Regions from separate parts of the Homo sapiens genome. Here all the other regions are linked to region 1. Evidence: chromatin loops called from intact Hi-C (ENCODE). Cell type or tissue: mammary epithelial cell. All regions are shown on one strand. Region 1 overlaps TMEM9B (TMEM9 domain family member B). Region 2 overlaps LMO1 (LIM domain only 1). Region 3 has its middle 40 kb from the start of AKIP1. Region 4 has its middle 2.8 kb from the start of DENND2B. Region 5 holds the start of DENND2B-AS1 (DENND2B antisense RNA 1). Region 6 has its middle 9.9 kb from the start of STK33. Region 7 overlaps LMO1 (LIM domain only 1).

Region 1 (4,000 bases):
CGAGGCGGGAAGATCACCTGAGGTTGGGAGTTCGAGACCAGCCTGACCAACATGGAGAAACCCCGTCTCTACTAAAAATACAAAAAAATTAGCCAGGCATGGTGGTGCATGCCTGTAATCCCAGCTACTCAGGAGGCTGAGACTTGAGAATCGCTTGAACCTGGGAGGTGGAGGTTACGGTCAGCCGAGATCGTGCCATTGCACTCCAGCCTGGGCAATGACAGCGAAACTCCGTCTCAAAAAAAAAAAAAAAAAAAAAGGCCGGGTGTGGTGGCTCACGCCTGTAATCTCAGCACTTTGGGAGGCCGAGGCGGTTGGATCATGAGGTCAGGAGTTCAAGACCTGCCTGACCAACAGGGTGAAACCCCATTTCTACTAAAAATACAAAAAATTATCTGGGCATGGTGGCACATGCCTGTAATCCCAGCTACTCAGGAGGCTGAGGCAGGAGAATCACTTGAACCTGGGAGGCAGAGGTTGTAGTGAGCCGAGATCGCGCCATTGCACTCAGCCTGGGCAACAGAGTGAGACTCTGTCTCAAAAAAAAAAAAGTTAATTTCTAGAAATTCATATTTTCATGTTCTGTTCCCTCTAAACTGTGGCATTAGAAAAAATAACCAAAACGGTATATGATAGAAGTTGTTAGGTTATTCTTTTTTTTTTTTTTTGAGACAGAGTTTCACTCTTGTTGCCCAGGCTGGAGTGCAATGGTGTGATCTTCCTCAACACAACCTCTTCCTCCAGGGTTCAAGTGATTCTCCTGCCTCAGCCTCCCTAGTAGCTGGGATTACAGGCATGCGCTACCATGCCCGACTAATTTTGTATTTTTAGTAGAGATGGGGTTTTTCCATGTTGGTCAGGCTGGTCTCAAACTCCCAACTTCAGGTGATGTGCCTGCCTCGGCCTCCCAAAGTGCTGGCATTACAGGCATGAGTCACCGCACCCGGCCCAGGTTATTCTTAACAGGTAATTTAATTTTAACAAAGGTAGTAATGAAAAATTAAATTTCCACTGATGGTATTTCAAATACGGGTAAGGCCCCACAACTCTCACCATAAAAGTGTGTGATATCTGTTCCAAATATACAGAAGACCAGGCATGTACCCAACTGGATGCAGGCACAAAATGGGCAGAGGGAACTATATCCCATAACAGGTGTTATCTATCTGAGGATCAGAGAGCTCATCTAGCCTCAGGCTTAGAGAAGGTCACAGAGTAAAATCATATTTGAAAAAGGATCAGGCCACGCATGGTGGCTTATCCCTATAATCCCAGAGTTTTAGGAGGCCAACATGTGAGGATCACTTGAAGCCAACTTGAGACCAGCCTGGGCAACATAGTGAGACCCAGTGTCGACAAAAATAAAAATTAGCCAGGTTGATGGTACACACCTGTAGTCCCAGCTACACAGGAGGCTGAGGCTGGAGGACCACTGGAGCCTAGGAGATCAAGGCTGCAATGAGCTATGATCGTGCCACTGCACTCTAGCAATAAAAAAAACAGAAAGGACCAGAATCCAGGACTCCTGCTTCCTACGTCAGTTCTTTACCTCTGAACCTCGGGAAAATGAAACTGATCTATTTAGTTTCCTACTTCAGCTTCAGAAGCTTTGGCAACAATACCTAAGAATGACTTGGGAATTTTAAGTGCTAAGTAAGTATTGAGTATTTCTTTTGAAGGATATATTTTAATAACAAAAAGATACTTGAGTGCTGTGCAAAAGTTGTGCCCAGCTGGAGAGAAAGCAGGAAGGTTGATTTTGGCTGACCAGTCATTACAAACAGAGCTAGACCTAGTCAGAGGTTAACCACTTAAGGAACTAGGCAACACCTCCCCCTAGTGCCAAAAGTAACACATCATTAGCTTTAAATCACCCCAAACACAAACTAGAGCACTCCAACTACTCTTAAGTTTTAAGTCAGCCAGCATAAGTCAATGAAGACTTAAAGATAAAAACTGGACAAAATGAAAGGCCCAGAAAACAAAAGGTAAAACTATATCTAGGCCCTCACAGATACTGGAGGCCTCGTAAAGCCATAATTCTGGTGAATCATAACTTGCCTGCCCCGTAAAGTCAGTTAAAATTTTTCAGTGCCAGCTGGGAACTTATCCCTAGAAAAATGCTAAGCTGCAGAAAAGAAACAAGGGAGAGTGGGAGAGAGGGAAGAAAAACCCCAAGCAAGCCTTATTCTCAACTGTTTATTTTCTTTGTTTCTGTTTTTTTTTTTTTTTTTTTTTTGAGACAGAGTCATGCTCTGTCACCCAGGTTAGAGGGCAGTGGCACAATCTCAGCTCACTGCAACCTCTACCTCTGCGGCTCAAGCGATTCTCTACCTTAGCCTTCCGAGTAGCTGGAATTACAGGCGTGTGCCACCATGCCCAGCTAATTTTTATATTTTTAGTAGAGTCGGGGTTTCACCATGTTGGCCAGGCTGTTCTTGAACTCCTGGCCTCAAGTGATCCACCTGCCTTGGCCTCCCAAAGTGCTGGGATTACAGGTGTGAGCCACCATGTCCTGCCTCAACTGTTTTCAAAGCCAAAGCTATTTTTACTAATAACCAGGGGTTAATGACATATGGTCCTGTCTGAGTCTGAAATAATGAAAAGTTAGTGAAAAGATTAGTGCTAACCACTTGAATAGTGAGTTCATTTGCTACTCAAAAGACAGGCATTGCATTTCATTACTGATAACAGAATAAACTGTAAGCACTGAATAAATTTGGAAAATTTATAGAAGTAACATAAAGATTTATTTGAACATTCTTTTTTTTTTTTTTTGAGCTAGGGTCTCGCTCTGTCACCCAGGCTGGAGTGCAGTGGCGCGATCTCGGCTCACTGCAAGCTCTGCCTCCCGGGTTCAAGCGATTCTCCTGCCTCGGCCTCCCGAGTGGCTGGGATTACAGGCACCCGCCACCAAGCCCGGCTAATTTTTTTTGTATTTTTAGTAGAGACAGGGTTTCACTCTGTTGGCCAGGCTGGTCTCGAACTCCTGACCTCAGGTGATCCGCCTGCCTCAGCCTCCCAGAGTGCTGGGATTACAGGCGTGAGCCACCGTGCCCGGCCTGAACATTCTTGTATCATATAAAGTAACTTCCTGATATAAAACCTTTAAGAATATGGCCAAATCGCTTGGTTAATATGACACCACTTACAGTGGAACATAGAGGTTCACAAGAAGTTCTCAAGAACACACTTAACAAATATGAGACTGAACCTAAATGCGTATCAGGGAAGAACAGACAGTGGCATCAGAGAAACTAAACATACTCAAAGGCTGCCTTTTCTTTTTTAAAGTCAGGTTGGAATACTGTTAACTGAATGAATTTAATCTTGCTTTCTAACTCTTTGATGGCTATTTAGCTATGAAATCAGATACACGTGAAAGCTCCTACCATTTGGAACTATTTTTCCTAAATTCCTATCCCATCCATCTTCCACCGTGGTTACAAACCATAAAACATCACAATTCTATGGGAAGGAACACATTCATCCTGCTGTAATACAACTGCATCCCAACTGCTTCATGGCACACGTAGAAAAAGCTATTTGTCAGGTCTGCTGGGATAAGCAGAGAAGGCTGCTGGTGGCTAGTCAGTCAGGATCCCCCAGTCATCACAGGCCTGCCTGACTGCCCAAGGACTGAACAGGTCAATATCTTGGCACAACTGTAACTTCTTCATTTACACCAAATGGGAAACTCTGACTACATAGCTCATTTCCACTTCTTCTTGAGCCTTCTGACACTTTTAAACATAGCTTCCCATACTTGGCAATACATCATCAAAACCTACAAGTTGTAAAAATTATAACCCAGACAAACGAGGCTTGCTAACCTTCCACTGAAAAGCAAGAGGGAGAAAGGTCCCTCACCAAAACTTGAGGGAGTACAGCAAGATAGCTATGGGTAGTTTAGGTGCCACAAACCCAGTCATATGCTCCCATGAAACTCTGCCTACATGGGTCTTAGTGTTTTGGCTGTATACCTTTAGGCCTGCAGGCA
Region 2 (4,000 bases), 710 kb before region 1:
TGCCTGGTATCATGCCCGGCACTTCATGTACAGCATCTTCCCAAGTCCTTGTTGTGGTGCTGTAAGTTGTAATTATTGCTTCCATTTTGTGGATGGGGAAACTGAGGCTCAGAGAGGTGGAACAACTTATCTAAAGTCACACAGCTCAAAATGGACTTTTGTAGCATCCTTTGCCCTCCTACAGCATGCTCCGCTTCAGAGCCTACAACTGGCCATGTCTGGGCCCTGCCTTGCTTAGAGACACATCTGAGGCAAGGGTTCAGGCCAGGGACTTGGACTCTGGTGAGCCTGGGTTCAAGTTCAGGCTCTGCCATCGACCCATATTGTGAACTCCGGCAAGTCATTTAGCCTCTCTGAGCTTCAGCTTCCTCATCAGCAAAACTAGAGCAATAACATTCAACTTGTAGGGCTGAAGAATGAAAGTACCTAAAGCAAGCAGAAGTCCTTTGCTATCCTTGATATGCTAGGCAAGTAGTAGCTATTTACAGAAGCCCTTGAGGTGAGCAAAGATCCGTACTAACCCCACTTCATAGATCAGAAAACTGAAGCCAGCAGGCAAAAGATTTATCCAAAGTGCCAATGAACCCCAGGATCTCACTGGGGAAGTACCAGGCTAAGGGCAGCCTCCCTTCCGGAAGTTCGGACAACCAAGGATGGCTTCTCTCCTAAACACTCATGTACTATTCATTTGAATTTAAAAACAAATATCCCCAAACACAGAGTTTTCATATGACTCAGTGTGTTAATCTTTCTTGTGTTGCTATAAAGACATAGCTGAGGCTGGGTAATTTGTAAAGAAAAGAGGTTTAACTGGCTCACAGTTCTGTAGGTTGTACAAGCATGGTTCCAGCCTCTGCTCCTGGTGAGTCCTCAGGAAGCTTCCAATCATGACAGAAGAGGAAGGGGAAAAAGCAAGTCACATGGTGAGACTGGGAGCAAGGGAGATGGGGGAGGTGCCACACTCTTTTAAACAACAAGATTTTGAGTGAACTGAACAAGAACTCACTCATCACCAAGCGGATAGTGCTAAGCCATTCATGAGGGAGCCATCCCCGTGATCCAATCACCTCCCACCTGTCCCCACCTGCAACACTGGGAATCTCATTTCAACATGAGATTTGGAGGGGACAAACATCGAAACCATATCACCCAGCAACTCCCCTCCTAAGTATATCCCCAAGAAAAATGAAAATATAGGTCTTAACAAAAATTTGTACATGAACGTTCCTAGCAGCATTACTCACAACAGCCAAAAAACAGAAACAACCCAAATGTCCATCAATTGACAAACGAATAAATAAAACATGGTATATACATACAATGGAATATGATTTGGCCACAAAAAGAAATGAAGTACTGACATATGCTACATCATGAAGGAACCTTGCAAACATTATGCCAAGAAAGAAGGCAGATACAATAACCACATATTGCATGATTCCATTTATATGAAATGTCCAGAATAGGCAAAGCTATACAGACAGAAAGTAGTTTAGTGGTTGCCAGGGAGGGAGGAATGGGGAGTGACTGCTAATGGGCTGAAGGTTCTTTTTGAGGTGATAAAAATGTTTTTCAATTAGATAATGGTGATGACTGCATAACTCTGTGAATATACCAAAAACCACTAAAGTATCTATTTTAAAAAGGTTAATTTTGTGGTATGCAAATGATAAATCAATAAAGCTATTATAAAACAAAACAAACAAAAACAAATAAATATTCCTTTGAGAACAGGAGAAACCAGTTCATAAAATATTCAGTCCTGGGGTCAGCATAGCGGGGGAAATAACCTGTGGCAGCTAGAAGCTGCCAGGTGGGGGGACCTGGGAGGCCCCATGGCCAGCCTCACAGGGGGCAGGCCCTGGTCACCTCATCCCCCTGCTGGGATGAAAGGGATGAAAGGGCTCCAGAGCACCCCCTTACCTCCTTCCCCAGACCCCCACATCCAGAAATCTGACTCCATCCACTTTTCCAGCCCTGCTCCCCAGGAAACTCAAACCTTACTGGATCCATCACTCTCCTTGGCCCATCTGCTTCCACAACTGCATTCTCATTTTGTCTTCCCAGGTCTCTCTTTGTTGAAATTTCTGCATCCTTCAAGGACTATGCCCTACCTGCAAACTGAGCATGCCCATGGCAGGGGGGTCCCTCTTTCAGGACCTTGAGCTTGTCCTACCTTGGACACCACGAGTACATAACAGTATGTGCATAATGCTACATGCATAATGAATAGCATCATAGTAAGGACTCCCCCAGGCAGGGTTGGGTAAGGGATGCTGCCCTCTCCCAGGGCCTGTGAGCCCCACCTGGCACAGGGATGTGCCAGCTTAGATCCAGTCCACGAGGGTAGGAAGGAAAGCAACGAGGCTGCCTTTGAAGGGGGAGAGCACCATGCCCAGACTAGGGACAGCACCCTTTGTAGCTAATCTGAGAGGACAACCCAAAAAGATGAAGCATCCTGGCCAGCAGGGGGAGCTGGGGCCACACTGGGGCAGGGGCATTTGCCTGCCCCAGAGTTGGGAATGAGCAGGGATAGACTGAGAGTAGTCACAGCGGCTCAGGCCTCATCTCCGCAGAGGCGACCAGCCTCCAATCCTCCCACAATGGAGAGAGCCCTATGGAGGGGACAGGACAGGTCTGGTCACTTGAAAGGACTATCTGGGCCTTGAAGCAAGTGGACACATGCTCGTTTTCTAGTCATTAGGTCAGTTCCCTGAGTCTACATGGATTCAACATGAAATGCTGTCTTGGGAAGCTGCCCCTTAGGGAAACTACCCTTGGAACTTCTCTAAATTTCTCCCCCAAAGTTCTATGAGGCCCAGGGATGAGAAGACTTCTCAAGGTAAGGGGTGGCAGGAGTACATGTTGCAAGTACCTTCCCTTTATGTAGCCACTGTGTTCTCACCAACACCTCCTCGGGTGGGCACAGTGCTGCCTGGCTGGCAAAACACATGAAAACATTTTCTGTCATTTGAGTTCTGTGCAGGGGGCAGGGAGGATGTTCTGGGTCTTAACTTACGTGACCAGGGCTCAGAAAAGTTAAGTGGTTTGCCCAATAACACACAGCAGTGGGTGGTAGAGCAAGATTGCCCGTGATCTCACAGTCAGAGGACCACAGTCCATGCTTGTTACCTCCCAAGTCAAAAGACAGCTACCCCTGCAGCAAGCGGTCAGGCCCTCATGCCGCTGCCGTCAATTTCAAAGAATTCTAAAGATTTCACATCTGCATGTATCTGAGCTGGTGCTCTTGGGGGTTCTCTCTCCTTGGAAGAGTGAGTCCGAAGCCTTTGCCATGGAAGGGAGGGCAGGATTCCTGGTAGTATGGACCACAGGGAGAAGAGTGTGTGCCCTTGAGACAGCATGGAGTGGGCTGGTGGGTCTCCAGGCCCTGGGCAGCCAGGCAGGAGTGGTGCCCATGCACCACATAGACACCTGAGTCTACAGACAGACCACTATACAGACCTCTCCCCTGAGGGACAGCTCATTGCAGAGGCAAGACCTTAGGCATAGTTCCCAGACTCCACAGAGGTGCTCTGCAGCCTCAGACAAGTTCTGCTCTTCTCTGGACTGATCTTAGTTGAATATAACTGGGGGTGGACTGGAGTAGAAATAGGTAAGGGTAGGGAGACCGTGAGCCACGCCTCTTTCCCAGAATCAGCAGCTTTCATGAAAGCCATTCGGGAGAAAGAACACTGGCCCAGAGTGGGAGGGCCAAGAAACACTTTACAGACAGATCAGAGGAGGTCAGAGGAGTCAGGGACTGATCCATGGGTGGCTGGATAGGTCTAGACTTGCTGCCTCCCAGTCCTACTGTCCTCCTACCTGCCTCAGGCCCACAGTCTTTGGCTCCCTCCCTCAGAGCCTAGAAAGCCAGGATTGTGGTCCAGTCTTGACAGCAGCAGAGGGGGAAGTGAAGGGTCAGGGAAGCCTTCAGGCCAAAGCTGGGCTGGGCAAGCAAGGGCCTCAGGGACAAAGCTGGGCAAGGACAGGCTTGCAGCCA
Region 3 (4,000 bases), 89 kb before region 1:
AAAGATTGGACATTCCTGTTCTAAGCCAATTGATCTGAAATTATCCTTCACTCAAATGTCACTTCTCTTTCCCCAAGGAGTCCACAAACTCAAGACCAAGGATTTCCCTAATTACCAAGCCAATCCAATCTAAGCGTTCAGTAAAAAAATACTTTTAAGGTAAGAGTTGCCTTGGAGTTGTCTACCAAAATGGGTGCCCTTCTGGCCCAATTAGGGGATAACATTTCCCATACATACACTTGAACAATTTTTCTTCCCCCTATCTTGGGGAGTTTTTCCAAAGGTAATATTTGCCAGATAGCCTGGGCCCAGTGGCTCACGCCTGTAATTCCAGCACTTTGGGAGGCCCAGGCGGGTGGATCACCTCAAATCAGGACTTTGAGACCAGCCTGGCCAACATGGGGAACCCCATCTCTACTAAAAATACAAAAATTAGCCAGACGTAGTGGCAGGCGCCTATAATCCCAGCTACTCGGGAGGCTGAGGCAGGAGAATTGCTTGAACCCAGGAGGCGGGGGTTGCAGTGAGCCGAGATTGCGCCACTGCACTCCAGGGACAGAGAGAGACTCCGTCTCGAAAAAAAAAAAGAAAAAAATTTTTTAAATAAAAAATATATGCCAGATAAATAAAAAGGAGGGTTACATCTATGTTAGTCACCTAGGAACTCTCTGCCAGACCAGCAGAATTTAAGAAGCCTTCACTTCATGCATTCAACAGGCTCTTCTTGAGTTCTGGCCTTGTGCGGTCCTTAATTCAGCAAGGGAGATAGGCTGTGAACAATTCAGTCTCTATCTTGGATTAGCTTTCTGGACCCCAGATTACGTCTAACCTTTTAGAAACCCCTAATTCTGGCAAAAAAAAATCAATTAAGGGATTCACCTTCTGAAAAATATTAAAACAAAACAATGCAGCCCTTTGGGTTTTAACCCTGTGGCCCCATCCCAAAATGGCCAGTTGCAGTGTGTGCAGCTAAGAGGTAGCTGAAAACAGTCTTGCAGATGGGATAATGACCTCTTTGCCATTCCCAAGACCCTGCTATCCAAACAGCAGAAACACCTGGTTGGTAATAAAAGCAAGAGCTGGACTAAGGCTGTACTAAGGCAAATTTTCTCACTTAATGAAGAAGTTATTTTATTCATATTAATCATCAACTACTTTCATATAAAGATCCCAGGAAAATGCAATAAGCCCTCTTTAGAAACACTTGAAAACATTGTCTCTTGAACTCTACTCAGTTACTAAATTATTGGATAACGTGCCATAAACGTTGACTAGAGTGTGGACCCTTTAATACTTAGTGCGTGTCTGCACAAGGGCAAAAAGTGAACCATCCACAAATAAACATAGTTTAACTTGTTGCAGTAATAGCATGCAAAGTTAATTTTCCTTTGTTTGAGTTCCGTGTGTCTGTGTGTGTTGTGCGTGTGTATGTGTGTGTGTGTGTGCGCGCGCGCGCGCGCGTTCTTCAAGGAGCCTGCATACAAGCTGCAACAGCTCCAGGTAGGAGCTCGAATGCCGCCACCGAGAGGCAAGGCGGTGCGCAGAGCCAGCTCCCAGGACGTCCCGAGATCGGGTCTCCGCTCGGCACCAGGCAGCTCTTCACCGCCGGACTCTGGCCGCGAGGTTCCCCACCCCCAACCGCGCGGCCCCCGCCGGGCCGGAAAGCAGAGCCGGCGGCTACTGACCGCCCGGGAGGGCGGACCCCACCAGCCCCGCTCCTCTGCGCCTGCGGCGGCCCCCACGCGCGTACTCACGGAGCTGGACACCGCTGCCGGGGCCGGGAGTCGGGAGCAGAGGGAAAAGGGCTGGGAGGGCAGGGGCGGGACCGGGCGCGCACGCGGGAACCGGGGCCACCCGGCCCGGAGGCGCTTACCTCTGCGTTCCCCAGCCGGGCCGGGCGCGGCGCCTGGATGGGGTCTCGCCGGGAGCCGCGCGGCCCGGAGGAGGAGCCGCTCCTGCAGAGAGGGCGGGCGGCGGGCAGGCATCCGCGCCCCGGGCTGCGGCCGGGCTGCAGGGAGAGAGAGGGGAGGGAGCGCAGATTTGAGTGGAGGGGGCGTGGAGGATGTGCGCCTCCACCCAAGACAGAGAGGGTGGGCTGCTGGAGCCCGGCGGAGGGGAGCGCTCGGAGGCGCCGGAGGCAGCGAGAAAGCCGCGCCGAGAGTGTGCGAGGGAGGGTGGGGGACAGGGGTGAGGGAGGCGGGGGCCGGGGGCAGCAGGGAGGAGAAGTTGGCCCCCAAACTGGACGGCCCTCACCTCCTCACCATCCGACCAAGAGTTGTCTGGGTCTGGAGCAAAGCACAACGGGGTCTGAAACTTTATGTCATTTTCTCATACACACGTGACCCCCCTGGAGTCCAGATGGTTTCAATCACTGGAGGAAAAAAGCGGCTCTTCTGGTATGCGTGAAAAGCCGGAGCTGGGAGAGTCTGGGAAAAGCTGCCTGCACCGCCCGCCGGCCTTCAAACAAACCGATGAGCTCTTTCCCTTCTCCCAGTTCTCGGGCCTCGGGGGAGCCCTACAAAACCCAAATGAAATTCAAAGAAGCTACTTTTGGTACTGCAGCAGCAGCAGAACTCCCAAAGCACTAGGGTTCCAAGGAGCCTGGTCTCAACCGAAAGCTCCAAAAGGGATTCTGAAATTTTACTTTAAATACTCCACTGGTTTGCAAAAACAAAAACTAGAAAAGGGTGCCATTTAATAATAAAGCAATGGAATAACAGCACTGAGAATCTGTGATTTATTAGTGGAATTTGAAGGAAATCATTAGCCCAGTATAACAATCAACTTGGAAAAGAAAAATGTAAATTACTTAAGATCCAAACCCATACTTAGTGAGATGTTAGGAAATCGTGTAATCCATTTTTTACTCACGTAAATCACTGTAAATAAAATTTGATAATAGAAATGCACAACAGCAGCAATGAAAATTGACTTTTGAAGTTTCAGTTTTACATTGACTTTACAAATTTACATTTCTAAGGAACCAGTGTGTATGAACATAAGCAGGCTCCAAGGCCAGGACATGTTCCAAAATCCAAGCCAGTTCAATTGTCACATATCCTAAAGAGGTATTTACTCAGCTGCAGGGCAAGCATCAAAAATAATGAGTTTAAGATACATCCTGAGGCCGGGCGCGGTGGCTCAGGCCTGTAATCCCAGCACTTTGGAGGCCAAGGTGGGCGGATCACTTCAGGTCAAGAGTTCAAGACCAGCCTGGCCAACATGGTGAAACCCCATCTCTACTAAAAATACGAAAGTTAGCAGGAGTGGTGGCAGGCGCCTGTAATCTCAGCTACTAGGGAGCCTTGAGGCAGGAGAATCCCTTGAACCCAGGAGGCAGAGATTGCAGTAAGCCAAGATCGCACCACTGCATTCCAGCCTGGGCAACAGAGTGAGACTCCGTCTAAAAAAAAAAAAAAAAAGAAAAAAAAAGATACATCCTGGAAATAATTTAACTTGGTCAAGATCGAACACAAGTAATGGCAAGAACCAAACTGATAAAGTCTACTGTTCCTTTGCCAAAAAAGGATATTACACAGGAATTACTAGTATTAACTCTTTGTCTCCAAAATACTGAGGCCAAAGGACAGTTTGGCCTTTCTAGCAGAAGGCCTTATATGCGGTGTGATGCAGTCTGCGCATGAAAAATAAATCAATTCCTCGTTGAGTTGCTTCTACATTAGGAAAGCCCAAGATTTCAGCTGTTGTTGAGGCACATTGAAAACACAAAGGCCAAAAATCAGCACAGGTTTTACTCCAAAAATCAGAACAGTTTTACTTTAATCAGAACAAGTTTTTCTCCAAACTCACAATCTAAGTGAGTTTCTACTCTAGTTCACTGAAGTGCTTGAACACCTCAGGAGACCTGGGCCATATTTGGATGAACTTAGCCCTCTCCAGTCTTTTCCAATCTCTCCAATCTCAAATTAGGATGGTTCTGCCCCAAACGTGGAACAAGAGAACTCATGAATGTAAAGGCAAGCCACAGAATTTAGCCAGC
Region 4 (4,000 bases), 150 kb before region 1:
GGAGCTGCTGTCACAGTCGGTAATAATATTGCTCCTGTCAGAAAATGAGCACAGTCCCTGGGACACGGCAGACCCCCTAAGTTTAGTCCCATCCCCATCCCCATCCTGTCCCTTCCTCTCCCCCCTACCCAGCATACATTTCTGCTTTGTAACATTCTTTTTACATGTATCATTTTGTTTGATCCTCATAACCTTTTGAAATACACTGCACAGATATTTTTATGACCATTTTTTCAAGTTTATTTATTATTCTTCTTAAATTTCTTTTAGAGACAGGATCTTGCTCCATTGCCCAAGCTGGAATGCATTGGTGCAATCATAGCTCACTACATCATCAAACTCCTGGGCTCAAACAACCCTCCTGCCTCAGCCTCTGAAGTAGCTGGGACTACAGGCATGCACCACCACGCCTGGCTACTTTTTTAATTTTTATTTTTATAGAGACAGGGTCTCACTATGTTGCCCAGGCTGGTTTTGAACTCCTGGCTTCACGCAATCCTCCTGCCTCAGCCTCTCAAAGTGCTGGGATTACAGGCGTGAGCCAGCATACTGGCCTTATGACCATTTTATAGATGGAAAAACTGAGACTCAGAGAGATTAAACATTTGATCTGCACTTATACAGTTAGGCAGTCAAAGAACTAAGAGATCAGCCAAGTTCGCCCTAGTCCAGCACACTTTCAACTAAAGTATATTGCCACCTGATTTCAAAAACTGTCAACTTTTTGATAACTGGTTATGAGATAACGCTGGGCTCCCAAGGGAAGGTGGAGAATCCTTGTAAGTTGTGGCGAGATAGGCTGACTACCATCCTTTCAGCCTAAAGACCTTAAGACAGCATCTCTAAGATGTAAAACGTCCTGATGCACAGCTCGGAGAAAAAGCCCTACCCTACAGCTATATGTGACCTTGCACTTTTCTAAACGACTCTCAAAATCTTGGCTCGTCTGTTCAACATGACAGGTCTGAAAGTTAGGATTGGCATTATTATACTAATTTAACAGATTTTTTTTTTTTAATTCTACAACAGAAGTAAAATTACTTGCCCCAGGTCATGGAACCAGGAAATAAAATCTAGAAACAATCCCCAAGCCTTTCAAGTCTCTTGAGTACATTAAGCACAGTGGTTGCAACAGCACCAGGGGTCAGAAGACCTTGGCAGTGCCTGACTCCACCACTAACGGGCCATGTGCCATTGGGCAAGTCCCATGACTTCCCCCTTTCCACCTACAGAGCCTACTGACAGGGCTGGGACTGAGCATCGGAAGAGATGCTGTCCGTGAAAGCACTCTCAAGTCAGGAACTGAACTAAGAACTTTACTCCTCTTGACAACTCCTCACCAAAAACAAACAAAAAACACTGGGACAGTTAATACCCTCCCCAGGATGAGGACACTGAGGCTTAAGGAGGATATTTTCCAATGCTGCTCCCAAAAACAGTGCTCCCAAAAAAAAGGTCCTGATGTTATTTATTTATTTATTTATTGACACGAGGTCTTATTATGTTGCCCAGGCTGGTCTTGAACTCCTGAGCTCAAGCAATCCTCCCACCTCAGACTCCTGAGTAGCTGGGATTATAGGTGTGTACTACCACACCCAGCCTGATAGAATCTTTAATGCAACATCCTATGCAGAATCTAGTGGGTTTTTTTCATTAATTTCCAGCATATCACAACATTCTCAAAACAAGATTCTGATTGACTTGAGTTTAAAAGGTAAATATATACCAGAAGTTAAGGTAGGAAAGTGTTATAAAATCCAACAGGAAATGACAGAATGGCACAAATCCTAAATGGGGGGCACTACTGCTTTAGTGAAGCAATCAGAGCTTGAAAGGGAGTGAACCTAATCACCCACTATAAATCCCCAACCCCACCCAAGCCCCAGCTGAAGAATCCCAAGTCTACAAAGAAAGACAAAGAAAGACAAGACAGAAGGGCAAATGCAGTATCATCAAATCACTAAATTTCCGCCTCTTCCTTGTCCAAAAGGCATCCCTCTGCTCTCCTCCTGATCCTCAAAATGCACATTCCACTTGCCCAGTCTCCATCCTGAGAAAGAAGGGGTGATCCCACCCCTTTCTATAATAAGATAATATTAATAATACAGTAGTAACATCAGTTAACACTTGTTGAGCACCTACCATATGCCAGGCATTCTTTTAAGCAGTATGAGGGGCCAGGGGTCAGGACTGAGTACTAGAACTGATACAAGTCAGTTCCTGAAGTAATCCAAACTTAAGAAGCCCTCCAAACCAGACCCAGAATGCGGGCCATGCTCCCCCTAGTGGCATGCTGGAGTTATGGAGGTTCCTTAGGGCCTTGTCCTGGGGGAAGGGACAAAGGAAGGGCCCCATTACTGAGAGAACTGGAATCCCTGCTTGGGTAATGCTACTGTGTACACACTCCTTGAACTGGGCAGAGTCAGGGACAGCTGAATCCCACCACTGCCTCTGCAAGGCTGGATTTAGACCAATCCTACCTGACCCTTCTGAAGGATAAGGATTTGACAACCTTATATAAGCTCTCTGCTGTCTACTGAGAGGCCTGCAAGCATACATGTGCCAGAAACCTGGGAGACATCCTCAACTCTCCCTTCTTATTTCTGCCCACATCCAACCCATTTCCCAACTGCAAACAATTCTACTTCCAAAATATATCTTTTATCTGTCCACTTTTCTCCACCTCTGATGCTACCCATCTCTCACCTTAATTATTGCAAAAACCTCCTAATTGCCCCAGCTTCCACTCTCCCCTCACAAAGTCATTAGAGCTGTCTGAATCACCTTTTTTTTTTTTTTTTTTAACACCAGATCAGGTCATTTCCTGCTTAACACACTTCATTGACTTCCCACTACACTTAAGATAAAATCTAACTTCTTACCAGGACCTACAAGGCCCAGCATGATTCTCCTCCTGCCTTCTTTCAGCACACTTCCTGCCCTTCCCTGTCTGTGCATCAGCCACATACAACTGCTTTTAGTTCCCCTGAGGTGTCATATTTTTTCCAGGTTGTTTCCCGTTGCTGGGACACTCCCCTACCAAGCAGTCTTTGCCTGGATAGCTCTTACTCACCTTGCCTCACCTTGACTCTCCTGTCTCTTGACTTTCACAATCCTCCAATCTAAATGAGGCTCCCCACACTTATCCTTCAGAGCACTCACCATGCTGTGTAATTATGCATTTATACAGTTATCTGCTTAATCTCAGTCTTCCCTCAGAAGAGTTCCTTAGGATACGAACCTTGACTATTTTGCTAACCACCAATATTCCCTGCACTTTGTGCAGGGCCCAGCTCACAGCTGGCACTCAATAAATATCTGCTGAATGAAATGCATAAAACCCCATTTCTTCCTGTCCGACAGGAAGAAGAAACTTAGAGCAGCTATTTCATGTCACTCATTGCCTCTTTTCATCGACTTACAAACTATAATTACATTTCTTTTCCTCATGTGCCTTGCCTGTGGGCACAACCAAAAATTCCTGTAAAGCCTCCCTGTGGTTTGTTTCCCAGAACTTTCCTGGTAAGGTCACTCTCCTGGGGCTGCCCTCCAGGGTTTTACAGCTGCTCCCATTACCAGTGCCCACTCACAGGCCTCCACCACCACCGGGTCATTGCCAGACCACTGTGTAGGAATGGCCCAGCTCCCACGATGACAAGGTTCTCTCAGGCCAGCAGCTCCAAGGACAAAACACCTCCTCTCCCCTCCATGGTGCAAGACACTGTGCTTGTAAAAAAATACATTTTTACTAAAAAAAAAAGTCTTATGTTTCATAATTTGGAGATGGTTGTAAAAAGTTCAGAAAAAAAGGGTTCTCTTACTAAAAAGAATTTTGAACACTACAGTCTGGTGGAAAAATGAAGGTCTAAGTAACACCAACAGCAGTGTGACTACATCCAACGTTCCCTCTTCTGGCCTACGCTCCCACCCAAATCTGAAATCCTCTGGCTTCATCTCTTGCCCACACCTCCCCTGCTACCAACCACCCGATTACAGGCAC
Region 5 (4,000 bases), 190 kb before region 1:
AGATCTGCACGAAAATACCTTCTTTGTTCCCACGGGGTTTCTTGCCAGCTATGCGCCCCACCTCCATTCTTCCTTGAAGTCATAATCCTCTGTTGGTGACATCACAGCTGTTGATACAATAGTCAACTGTTGTGATGTCACAGGACTCAACTTTTGTCATTTTAGGTGGGGGTGCTGGGTTGGAGAATGTGACAGAGGACAAGAATAGAATACAGTTATAGAACTGGAATTCGCTTTTTCATGCTAATTTCCCTGGTAATGAAGGGCAGTGACTCAGAAAAGGAAAGGCAAGCCTCTGGCAGCAAGGCTGTGTGTAGATTCGTCTATACCAAGGGAAGGATGGTGGGGAGGCAGGGAGGAGACAAAAGAAAAGAATTTCGAATTCCAGGATTGGCCAAATATGAAGATGATCTCAGTCTGGCCAAGTCCAGGACCTTCTCTTTCCCTCACCTATCGCCTGAGCCCAGAGTAAGGAGAGGCTCCAGGCTGGAACACTCCCTGGAAATTAATGCGTGGGAGGTGGTATTCTGTTGTGGACTCCCAACTGGCAGAGGGACAGACTATCAGTTTGGACTGAGTCCTAAGGACAGTGACCAGGATGGAGAGGGCACTCAGAAGCATGTCACAGGAGAAATGACGGAAGGAACTGAGAATGTTTACCCTGGAGAAGAGAAGGCTGTGGAGCGGGGAGGGTGATCATTGGCTTGGGAATTCGGAAAGGCTCTCGTGTGAAAAAGGGATTAGATGTGTTTTCTAGGGTCCCCCAAGGAGACCTCAGAAAATGAGAGACCCTGAGAGGCCAAAATGAAGAAGAAGTTTTAATTCTTAAATTCCATTTGGAGACTATCAATTCTTTTTAATTCCTTATTTCTCAATTACAGAATACGTTCCAGAGGACAAGGACTGTGTTGTTCATCACAGTATTCCAGAACTTAAAAGGAACTGGCACATAATTGGAGCTTACTAATATTCGTCAAAAAAATGAACAAATGAGGCAATGACAGTGGTCTTGTGAAGCTGCTGCTATTTACAGGGACTCACTCATTCCGCAAGTATTTTTTGCACCTCCTACCACACTCCACTCAGTTACATGCTGGGAATACCACAGTAAAGGTAGATAAGATTAGTCTACCCCCTCGCCTTTGAGATGGGCATGGGTGGCACCTAAGGTCGCTTTCAATACTGAGATTCCTAGATTCTTAGAGTTGACTAAAAAGTTTAAAACTGAGAGGAAAGAGTACCCCAAGGGCCACAGATTAACCCTCCCTTCTACTATCACCACTAGAGATCTGGTAATGAAGGGCAGTGACTCAGAAAAGGAATGGCAAGCCACTGGCAGCAAGGGTGTGTATAGACTCATCTATACCAAGGGGAGTTGGGAGAACAGGGAGGGACAAAAGAAAGAGATCTAGATCGAGCTGTTCCTTCTTTCTGAGCTGGGAGAGGCCTCTCGGTGAGAAAGCACTGCCAGACCGGACGAGAGCAACCAGGCTGGGCACTTATCCAAGTACCCCTCCCCACCCTGAGACAGAGTGGGCTCCCTCAACCCAGCAATAAAATCTGTATGGCCCAGTTAGGTAATATAAGGTATTACATATGACCTCACTTCCCTCAAGGATCTTTAATTTATTTATTTATTTATTATTTAGAGATTAGGTCTTGCTCTGTCTCCCAGGCTGGAGTACAGTGATATAGTAATAGCTCACTGCAGCCTAAAACTTGGGCTCAAGTGATCCTCTTGCCTCAGCCTCCAGAGTGGCTGGGACTACAGGTGCATGTAACCATAGCCAGCTAAGTTTTTAAATTTTTTGTAGAGATACGGGTTTTGCTATTTTGCCCAGGCTGGTCTCAAACTCCTGGCCTTAAGTGATCCTCCTGCCTCCCAAAACACTGGCATTACAGGTATGAGCAACCGTGCCTGGCCAAATGTGCTATTTTCTAATGTGGTTTGTAAACTGGTCAGGAAACAATTCCCAAAGAGGAATCAAATCTACCATCAGGTGAGCAGACCCCTTTAGTAGATGTGACTAGCAGGCTATGGTCACAGCTTATACTTTCTCCCTTTTCCCAAAGTCCTCAATCTCCCTGTAGGAAGCTTGGGGAATGTGCCTCCTGCCCTCTTCTGGACTAGTCAGCATGCTCACCAAGCACACTAAAGCCACCCAAGTCACAGCTGACTCATGCCATTGCTCTTTGTAATGAGGTATGACATGTTTCTAAGCTCTTGTATATTTTCATATTTGTAGCCTACAATTAGGCATTTTTGAGGGATGTAGCTGACTAGGGGTTCTGTTCAGTGACCTATAATTATACACTCAGGCATCATGGTCAATCCAGGCAACTCTCAGGCCTGCAGGAACCTCATGGAAGAAGCCACTTGGCTCTAAGAAGCTCCAGAGAATACTGTAGTAATGTGGCTTAGAAGGGCCACACTGCCCCTCCTTGCTGCTCTTGGAGGCACTCCCCCTATGTCCCCTTCATCTCCCTTATCACTCACTGCCTGACTCAGCAATGCCTGCCAAGCCCAAGTGCTGACACATTTGTGTATCTAGTGCCAGCAGAGAACCACTTTGAGGGACACAGTCTCCACTGCCAAGGTAACAGCAACGTAAAGCAACTTCTTTTTTTTTTTTTTTGAGACAAGAGTCTCACTTTGTCACCTAGGCTGGAGTGCAGTGGTGCGATCTCAGCTCCCCGCAACCTCTGCTTCCCAGGTTCAAGTGATTCTCGTGCCTCAGCCTCCTGAGTAGCTGGGATGACAGGCTCCCATGCCTCAGGTATGGGAGGCATACCACCACTCCCAGACAATTTTTGTATTTTTAGTAGAGACGGAGTTTCACTATGTTGGCCAGGCTGGTATCGAACTCCTGACCTCAACTGATCCACCCGCCTCGGCCTCCCAAAGTGCTGGGATTACAGGTGTGAACCACTGCGCCTGGTCATAAAGCAACTTCTAAAAACTCCCATAAGCGTCTCGTCTTAGAAAAAAGGGGTCACACACCTGCTGCTCATGGGACCCTGCAGTCAGCTGCTGTGCCTCCGCTCTGAGCCAGCCTTTTTGCCACCTGTTGCAGTGGCCACACTGATCCTAATCCTCCCCCATGCAAATGCCTACCACCCAGCTTTACCACTGTTCCCCTGGCTGGGAAAGAAGGACTGGTTTAGCACAAAAAATCTGTCCCTTATGACATTTCACATATACATTTGGCCCCAATAAAACTCATTTCTTGGGCCAAGTGCGGTGGCTCATGACTGTAGTCTCAGCACTGTGGGAGGCCAAGGCAGGCAGATCACCTGAACCCAGGAGTTCAAGACCAGCCTGGGTAACATAGTGAGGCTCCATCTCTACAAAACATAAAAAAGAAAGAAAGGGGCAAAAAAAGATTTCTTGATTTTTTTAACAGCAGCTCAAATCCTGGCATTTAATCAAAGAGACTGCCAGTAGCCCACCTTGTGTAGCTGTGAAGGGCAACTGTGGCCCATGCTCAGAGCAGCATCTGCATTAAGTATGAGCCCAGTATCTAAACTACAATTACTTTGCAAGTTTCCCTTCTTCCCCAATGCAAAGTACTTTAGAGTACTTTATACTTTTCAAAAACACTTTCACGTATTATCTCATTTGAGTCTACCAATAAGCCCAATAGGATTAAATGCAAAAGGTATCTTCTCCATTTCACAAAGGAGGAGGCTGGGGCTCAGGAAGGCTAAGCATCTTGCCCTCGGTTCACTCAATTAGTAAGAGTAGAACCAAGTCCAGAATTGCTCTGCAATCTTCATAAATCAACAATTAGTAGTCACTACTTCATAGAGACATTATAAGGATAAATGAATTAACATATGTAAAGTGCCTGGAATAGTGTCTGGCTCATAGTTAGGACTATGTTATCATTATTAACAGTATAATCACCACCACCCAGAATCCTCAATTCCAAAGCTACAGCTCTTTTCCTTCTATCCTGCTGCATTTTGCTCAGAAAATAGTTTCATCTCACCTTGAGTG
Region 6 (4,000 bases), 360 kb before region 1:
GGTGGGCAGAGGAGCTACCTGGGATCACTATTGTTTAATTCTTTTATTCTTCTTAAATTTTTGTTTGGAAATAACTTCAAACTTTTATAGAAAAGTTATGAAAATTAAAATAGTTTTTAAAATGCCCATATATCCTTTGTTTTTTGTTTTATTTTGAGATGGAGTCTCACTGTCGCCCAGGCTGGAGTGCAGTGGTGCGATCTCGGCTCACTGCAACCTCCGCCTCCCGGGTTCACGCCATTTTCCTGCCTCAGCCTGGGACTACAGGCGCCCGCCACTATGCCCAGCCAATTTTTTGTATTTTTAGTAGAGACGGGGGATCACCATGATGGCCAGGCTGGTCTCAAACTCCTGACTTCGTGATTCACCCGCCTCGGCCTCCCAAAGTGCTGGGATTACAGGTGTGAGCCACCATGCCCAGCCTGTTTTTTTGTTTTTTTAAATAGAGACAGAATCTTGCTCTGTCTTTCAGGCTGGAGTACAGTGGCATGATCATGGCTCACTGCAGCCTCAACCTCCTGGGTTCAAGCATGGAGTCCTGTTTTGTTGCCCATGCTGGTCTCAAACTCCTGGGCTAGAGTGAGCCTCCTACCTTGGCCTCCCAAAGCTGTGGAATTAAAAGTGTGAGCCACCCAGGTGGGAGCTAAACATGTGTACACATGGACATATACTGAGTGAAATAATAGATATTAGGGAATACAAAAGGTGGGAGGGGGTGAGGGTTGAAAAACCTATTGGGTACAATGTTCACTATTCAGGTGATGGATACACCAAAGCCCAGACTTCAGCACCACACAATAAATGCATGTAAGAAACCTGCACTTGAGTCCCCTCAATATATTTGAATAAATAATTTAACTTTAAAAGAAAAAAATGTGAGCCACCGTGTCTGCCCCCATATGTCCTTCACCCAGATTCACCTATTAAGATTTTACATCAGCCAGGCACGGTGGCTCACGCCTGTAATCCCAGCACTTTGGGAGGCCGAGGTGGGCAGATCACAAGGTGAAGAGATCGAGACCATCCTGGCCAACATGGTGAAACCCCGTCTTTGCTAAAAATTAGCTGGGTGTGGTGGTGCACACCTGTAGTCCCAGCTACTCAGGAGGCTGAGGCAGGAGAATCACTTGAACCTAGGAGGCAGAGGTTGCAGTGAGCCAAGATCGCGCCACTGCACTCCAGCCTGGCCACAGAGCGAGACTCCATCTCAAAAAAAAAAAAAAGATTTTACACCATTTGCTTTATTAATAGCACTCTCTCTATATATGTGTGTGTGTGTGTATGCATGTTTAATTAAAAAAAGATATACATCTACAGCTTTGTTCTGTACCATTTGTGGGTGAGTTACATACACTAAGGACCTTGACTTCTAAATACTCCAGTGCATATTTTCTAAAAACGAGAATATTCAATTATATAACCACAGTTCAGTTATCAACTTTAGTACATTTAACATTGATACAATAATCTCATCTACTCTCCATATCCCCATTTTGTCAGTTGACCCAAGAATGTCCTTTCTATTACATTTTCCTCACTCCACTACAGGACCCAATATAGGGTCAGGAATTGCATTTAGCTGTCATGTCTCTTTAGCCTCCTTGAACCTGGACATTTTCCTAGCTTTTCTTTGTCTTTAACGACAGGGACATTTTTAAAGAATCCAGTCCCCTATCCCCTGCCTTTACTTAATATAACGTCTTTCATTGTGGGTTTGCCTGATGTTTCTCTGTAATGAGATTCAGGTTCTGCATCCTTGGCAGCAATACTGTATCATGGGTGACATCATGTCCTTCTCACAGCATTACATCTGGGTGCACAGTATGTCCACCTGCCCCTTATTGGTGATGTTATTTTGAGCACATGATCAAGATGTTATGTGATTTCTCCACTGTATAATACTCCAATTGCTGTATATTTTTTCCTCCCTCACAACTTTTCCTGCACAACAATGAGCAGTCAGTGGAGAGACAATTTAGGACTATGCAAATATCCTGCTCCTCATCAAAATTTCCCCCTAGGGTTAGCCCTTAACAAGTTTTCTGACGATCCCTGGGGCTAAATGAGTGCCCCGGCGCCACCTATGGGGCTTGCAGCACACTGCAACACCGGGAATGAACCTCGGACCTCTCTCACTCTGCCACTTGTCTGGAGTCCAGGAACTACTTCAGCCCTAGACATTTTGAAAGATCCTATAGAGACCTGAGTTGCAAGCCTGAGTTCTAGTCCAGACACCGCCAATGACTCATGAGGAATCTTGGACAAGTCTTCTTAAGACTTATGTTCCTAGTGAAATGTAGGGTTGGCTGACAGAGATCTGAGTTATACATTCAAGTAATACTTATTGAGCAACTACAGGCACTGTTCCAGGATCCAAGCAAGACTTCTGCTCTCAGGGAAGCTTACACCCTCTGTGACTCAGACAGTGAGCAAGAACACAAGACGAAGAAAAAGATAAACATACCTCATAGTAAGTGCCATGATGACGATGAAACAGGGCTGTGAGAGAGTGCCTGGGTCCACTTCAGATTGTGTGGTTAGGAAAAGCTCTCTGAGGAGGGGTGCGAGCTAAGATCTAAAGGGTGATTGGAGCCAACCCTGACCTTGAGAAGTTTTGGAGGTAGAGCCTTCCAAGCAGAGGGAAGAGTCAAGGATGACTAGGGGTTTGGTACTTCTTCCATATCTATGGCTCTTTGGGGGTGTGGGGGCAGGGTCAGGAGACTCCCAGGTGTCCCTGAAGCAGAGCAAGAGACGGATAAGAGAGAGGTGTGTTCTCCAGAATAACAGGGAGAAATTCTAGAGGTGTTGACAAATGAAGTGGCTTTTAAAAGATGAGTAAAGATTTTGAAAGGTAGATTATAGAACAGAGAAAGACATTCCACGTAGGAAAGGGGAAGAATGGGAGGCACACAGGAGTCATTGGCTATGGCAATTCTGAAATCCAAGTGGGCAAATATTTTGAGGGCCTCCTAGTCTGGTCGGGAATTATTCATTATTTTCTGATTCAGGTCCCTGGAAGTAGCTCCCTTGCCTGTTGTTCTCCTTATCCCTTGCTTCTGCCCTCAAAGAGGTTCTTCACATTTTAGTGTCCCTGCTGATGTGGGGCTTGAGGCATAAACCTCTTTGGGGGCTGAGCAGCCTTCTCAACTCTTAGGTGTGTTAAGAGCCTGAGCATTCTCTACCATAGATTATTGAAAGCCCAAGAGCCATTTAATGTCTTCAACAGTTATTGTTTTCTGTTAGTCTAGGCTCATCATTCCCCTGGCAATAAAACACTCTAAAAACCTCATTATGGGCCGGGCACAGTGGCTCACACCTGTAATCCCAGCACTTTGGGAGGCCAAGGCAGGCGGATCACCTGAGGTCAGGAGTTTGAGACCAGCCTGGCCAACATGGTGAAAACCCATCTCTACTAAAAATAGAAAAATTAGCCGGGCATGGTGGCAGGCGCCTGTAATCTCAGCTACTCAGGAGGATGAGGCAGGAGAATCGCTTGCGCCCAGGAGGCAGAGGCTGCAGTGAACTGACAGCTTGCCACTGCACTCCAGCCTGGGCGACAGATCAAGACTCCGTCTCAAAACAAACAAACACACCTCAAAACAAACAAACACACCTCATTATGTGTCTATCTATTGGAATGCAGGCAGCATCACTGGCTGAAAGCTATACCTGCAATTATTTTTGAGAACTACAGTAGTTCCACCTTATCCACGGGGGATATGTGCCAAGATCTTCAGTGGATGCCTGAAATCATGGATGGTTCTGAACCCAACATACTGTATACTGTTGTTTCCTATACAAACATACCTATGATGAAGTTTAATACACAAATTAGGCACAGCCAGAAATTAACAGTAACTAATAATAAAATAGAAAAAAACATAACTTGTATACTGTAACACAAGTTATGTGAATGTGATCTCTCTCTCAAAAATCTTACTGTACTGTGCTCACCCTTCTTCTTATGATCTGTTGACCTAATAACCAAGAAGGCTACTAG
Region 7 (4,000 bases), 730 kb before region 1:
TGCATGGGCTGAGTCGAAAGGAAACAGGATTTTTCTTGCTCACTCAGAAGAGCAGAAAGCTGGGCCCCAGCTGCTGGGCAGAGACAACAAGTGCTGTCTGTCACCCTAAAAGGGAAGAGAGGTTTCAGCATGGTGCTCCCATGGCAGAGGACACAAGATTTGTGGTCCTACTGGGGAAAAGGTCAGAGCTGGGTCCCCATCTGTGCAGTCAGTCTGGGGTCTCAACAGAGGGGATGGAACACAGGGTAGGGAAGGCTTCATCTTGCCCCTCTTCTTAGGGACCTACTCAGGGCCAGAGTGTGTGCTCTCCCAGAGGGAAGATACCCCAGGTCTCACCTCTGGCTGGGGCTGGAGGCTCTGAGTTGTCTCCTTCCTCCCAGCTTCTTCCCCTAAAGCCAGCCTTTTGCTCCCCTGCCCAGCAACAGCACATGCTGGAGGCCCCTACCCTGCTCTGTGCCCTGCCCTTGAGAGGCAGAGGGGAGGGGCCCCAGGTCTGTGTCAGTCATGTGAACAACGCAGAGTAACCTCCCGGAAACATTCATAAGTTTAATCCACGCCAGTAATAAAATCGCATTACATTTCTCATAAAATAAATGTTCCCATTTATATACAGAAGACAGACTGTACAGGCCCGGCCTGGCCCCAGGAGGGGTCACACACAGACGGGCGGTGGTGGAGGAGGAAGGGCCATCCCTCCCATCGAGGACGGAGAAGTTCTAATGTGGCAGGAGAGCGGCTGGCCAGCCTGCACTGGTAGAGTGGCTGGCTGGCCGGCCAGGCAGGTGGGCAGGCGGGCAGATGGACAGACGGGCCTGGAGGCCAGGCGCCGGGCGTTACTGAACTTGGGATTCAAAGGTGCCATTGAGCTGCCCTTCCTCATAGTCCATCTGACACAAGATCATGTTGTTCTTCAGGAAGAATTTGTCTCCCACACAAAATCTAGAAAATCCAAGCGAGAGAGAGAAGCCATGGGAAGGTCCCAGTGGGTAAGGGGGGGGCTGCAGACAGAAGCCGGCCTGGCCTATGAGGTGAGCTATGTGGGAGGTGGTGGGGGGAGTTTGTTCCTTGAACCTTCCAGAGGGAACTGCCAAAAGTCCCCACAGCACACCTGGGCAATTCCCCCAGGCCAGCCCCAACCTTGGCCAGGCCCTGTAGCCTGAGGTGGTAGGACAGACAGACAGTTGGGCCACAGGCTTCCATAGTCAGGTCTCCTGTGTTGGTGAGTGTAGGGTTAGGGGGGTTGGTGGAGAGGTGCAGGAACAGCCTACCCCAGTCCCAGAGAGGGAGAAAGGGAAAGCACAAACAGAAAAAGACCAAGTGGGGAGACAGATGGAGAAAGGCAGAGATGGGGCCGGGTGTGGTGGCTCACACCTGTAATCCCAACACTTTGGGAGGCTGAGGTGGGTGGATCACGAAGTCAGGAGTTTAAGACCAGCCTGGCCAAGGTGGTGAAACCCCATCTCTACTAAAAATACAAAAAAATTTAGCTGGTGGGCATCTGTAATCCCATCTACTCGGGAGGCTGAGGCAGAGGATTGCTTGAACCCAGGAGGCGGAAGTTGCAGTGAGCCGAGATCACGCCACCACACTCCAACCTGGGCGACAGAGTAAGACTCCATCTCAAAAAAAAAAAAAAAAAAAAAAAAAAAAGGCAGAGATGGGTAAGGAAGGAGGGATAAAATGGTTGTTTTTTCCATCCGTCTATCCCTCTCCCCAATTTAAGAGGATGGCTCAGTACAGGGCATTCTTCCTCTAAACAAAATTGATAAGTTACCTAGAGCATCCTTCTAGGAGGTAACCCCGTTCCACTATCTCCTCTCCTACCGAAGGAAGGCCCTTCATTGGTCTCCTAGTCCTCCCCAAGTAAGGGAAGATTCCGGTCCTTTCCCTAAAGATGTCCCCAGGGTGGGTGAAGCCTTTAGTGAGACCCCAAGATCGCTGGCCTAGTTCCAGCAGATCCCAGTTCAACCACCAGGTGGCGCTGTAAGTTCACTGAGCCCTCCTAACAGCAGGTCCGGCCAGAGCCCCCAGCCAGACCAGCGTTCCCTGTAGGTCCCTCTGAACCTCACTTCAGGGAGCACTTGTATGCGTTCCTACCTGACCTGGGGGCTCCTGAGAAGAGCGCCTGCCTTCTGGTGCTAGGCCCCAGCCAGGGCTGAAGGGCTCTGGCTCCTTAGGTCCCCAGGGACTCCCACAGGGCTAGGGCACAGAGTTGGGGCCAAGAGACCAGAAAATAGGCTGGGCTGGAACCAGAATCACAAGGGCTGGGTGAGGAGAGAGTGGCCACTCCCTGAGGGGACTTTGCCCTCCAGATTTGGGAACCCCTTCTCACTGGAACATACATGCACACACATGCACATACTATACACTGGGTACGGGGGTGGGAGGATACGTTATCCCATGCACATGCACGTTTCAAACACGTATACAGGCTGGGCGCGGTGGCTCACACCTGTAATCCCAGCAATCTGGGAGGCTGAGGTGGGCAGATAACCTGAGATCAGGAGTTCAAGACCAGCCTGGCCAACATGGTGAAACCCCGTCTCTACTAAAAATATAAAAATAAAAATAAAAATAAAAATTAGCCAGGCGTGGTGGCACACGCCTGTAGTCCCAGCTACTTGGGAGGTTGAGGCAGGAGAATCACTTGAACCCGGGAGGCAGAGGTTGCCGTGAGCCAAGATTGTGAGATCACACCACTGCACCCCAGCCTGGGCAACAGAGTGAGACTATCTCAAAAAATAAAATATGTATACACACATGCATACTCACCTCATCATGCATGCACGTTGCACATACACATACACCCCCAGACATTTAAAAACACATGTACAAATGCATATTAATTCCATCATGCACATGTGCCCACTTGTACATTTCCAAATACACATGCATGCACATGCACACTCAACTATGCATACACAGTAAACTCATGCACGCCTTCATTATATTCACACAGAAATGTGCCACACAGATGTGCACACCCAATATTAAAGTGCACACATTTGGCTACCGAGCTTACACACACATAAAACACATAAAGCACATGCACGCTCATAACCTGCACGCACCACCACATACACACACGCAACCCGCATTTGCGTGCACGCCTCCGCCGTGCTCCTGGCCCATCCCAGCAGGCCTCAGGCTGGCGTCTGGGGAGTGTGTTGGGTCGGCCAGTCCAGCACTGACCTCTGGTTGCAGAGCTGGCAGGCGAAGCAGTCGAGGTGATACACGTTGTCCCGGGCCCGCATCACCATCTCGAAGGCTGGGATCAGCTTGCTGCAAGCAGCACAGTTCCCTGTGGTGCCAAAGAGCCTGCCGAGGGAAGGGCGCAGAGGACTCAGCAGCATTCTGGGAAGCTGGGTGGGCAGGGGGAAAGGAGTTGCCTCCATCCAGGGTCCTTCCCATACTCCAACTTGTGGGCTCAGCAGGTGGGCTCAGGCAATAGGATAAGAGCACTGAGGGCAGCATCTAGATTCTGCCCAGAGATCAGGCTGCCAATAAATCAGCACATCCCCTTCCAGGGAGGGTGTGTAGGGGGTCAGGAGTTGGCTGCCACTGCCCATCCCAAGGCCCCCTCCCAGGCTCCCACAAGGGTCCTCAAGCCCTGGAGCCACCAAGAGAATCCTAGGCTGGGCCCTGAGCAAGCCTGAATTTCAGGGGCAGACTGAATCTTGGGTTGTGTGCCCTCAGGCAAGTCAGTGAGTCTCTCTGAGCCTCATTTACCTCATCTGTAAAACAAAGCCTGAAACACACCCTTTATGGGGTAGTTGTGAAACCTGTTGTAAATTCTCAGTCACAACTCACTAAGCAACCACCTAGGTAGTGTTCACTATGTGTCAGCCACTAATCTAAGAGCTTTACAAAGATAAACGCTTAATCCTCACAACAAACCTAGGAGGTGGTACTATTATTATTCCCCATTTTAAAGATTTAAAATATGAGTCACAGAGAAACAACTTGGACAGTCACAGGGCCTTGGTCCAGAAGGCGTGCT

Evidence for each region. Hi-C counts contacts between places; a loop is a spot of excess contacts. Peaks named below come from ENCODE experiments on the same cell type or tissue, not always from the same donor. Only the 100,000 strongest peaks of a DNase experiment are listed, where the experiment ranks them.
Region 2: it touches region 1 in a loop (18-fold over the local background); 3 of 110 quality-filtered maps call a loop at or near these places.
Region 3: it touches region 1 in a loop (4-fold over the local background); 9 of 110 quality-filtered maps call a loop at or near these places.
Region 4: a loop joins it to region 1, with 9 times the contacts of the local background. A loop is called at or near these places in 23 of 110 quality-filtered maps.
Region 5: a loop joins it to region 1, with 7 times the contacts of the local background. A loop is called at or near these places in 3 of 110 quality-filtered maps.
Region 6: a loop joins it to region 1, with 2.8 times the contacts of the local background. A loop is called at or near these places in 5 of 110 quality-filtered maps.
Region 7: it touches region 1 in a loop (4-fold over the local background); 12 of 110 quality-filtered maps call a loop at or near these places.

The regions. Positions count from the first base shown.
Region 1 is chr11:8,957,922-8,961,921 of GRCh38, forward strand. All of the region lies in intron 2 of TMEM9B (TMEM9 domain family member B), which reads right to left. Among named protein-coding and RNA genes, the nearest start is that of TMEM9B, 4.5 kb to the right of the region's middle. In mammary epithelial cell, a CTCF peak has its summit at 1,829 (motif pointing left); a DNase peak (open chromatin) is centred at 1,830; H3K27ac peaks cover 628 bases.
Region 2 is chr11:8,245,021-8,249,020 of GRCh38, forward strand. The region is part of intron 1 of LMO1 (LIM domain only 1); the gene reads right to left. Among named protein-coding and RNA genes, the nearest start is that of LMO1, 17 kb to the right of the region's middle. In mammary epithelial cell, a CTCF peak has its summit at 2,476 (motif pointing right); no DNase peak of the experiment used is centred here.
Region 3 is chr11:8,869,081-8,873,080 of GRCh38, forward strand. It overlaps a transcript of DENND2B not described here. Among named protein-coding and RNA genes, the nearest start is that of AKIP1, 40 kb to the right of the region's middle. In mammary epithelial cell, a CTCF peak has its summit at 1,511 (motif pointing left); DNase peaks (open chromatin) are centred at 1,481 and 2,381; H3K4me3 peaks cover 1,377 bases; H3K27ac peaks cover 497 bases.
Region 4 is chr11:8,811,483-8,815,482 of GRCh38, forward strand. It overlaps a transcript of DENND2B not described here. Among named protein-coding and RNA genes, the nearest start is that of DENND2B, 2.8 kb to the left of the region's middle. In mammary epithelial cell, a CTCF peak has its summit at 2,286 (motif pointing left); DNase peaks (open chromatin) are centred at 2,319 and 2,969; H3K4me3 peaks cover 127 bases; H3K27ac peaks cover 2,746 bases.
Region 5 is chr11:8,766,619-8,770,618 of GRCh38, forward strand. All of the region lies in intron 1 of DENND2B (DENN domain containing 2B), which reads right to left. DENND2B-AS1 (DENND2B antisense RNA 1) reads left to right here and starts at 2,160. Exons shown (of 5, transcript NR_120590.1): 1 at 2,160-2,203. In mammary epithelial cell, a CTCF peak has its summit at 2,118 (motif pointing left); DNase peaks (open chromatin) are centred at 1,043, 1,313 and 2,163; H3K27ac peaks cover 2,715 bases.
Region 6 is chr11:8,602,087-8,606,086 of GRCh38, forward strand. No RefSeq gene overlaps it. Among named protein-coding and RNA genes, the nearest start is that of STK33, 9.9 kb to the left of the region's middle. RefSeq lists an enhancer at 1,780-2,281. In mammary epithelial cell, a CTCF peak has its summit at 2,081; a DNase peak (open chromatin) is centred at 2,325; H3K27ac peaks cover 992 bases.
Region 7 is chr11:8,223,783-8,227,782 of GRCh38, forward strand. It overlaps LMO1 (LIM domain only 1), which reads right to left. Exons shown (of 4, transcript NM_002315.3): 3 at 3,193-3,318; 4 at 527-939. The coding sequence ends at 834. Among named protein-coding and RNA genes, the nearest start is that of LMO1, 38 kb to the right of the region's middle. RefSeq lists an enhancer at 3,366-4,000. In mammary epithelial cell, a CTCF peak has its summit at 1,968 (motif pointing right); a DNase peak (open chromatin) is centred at 3,799; H3K27ac peaks cover 639 bases.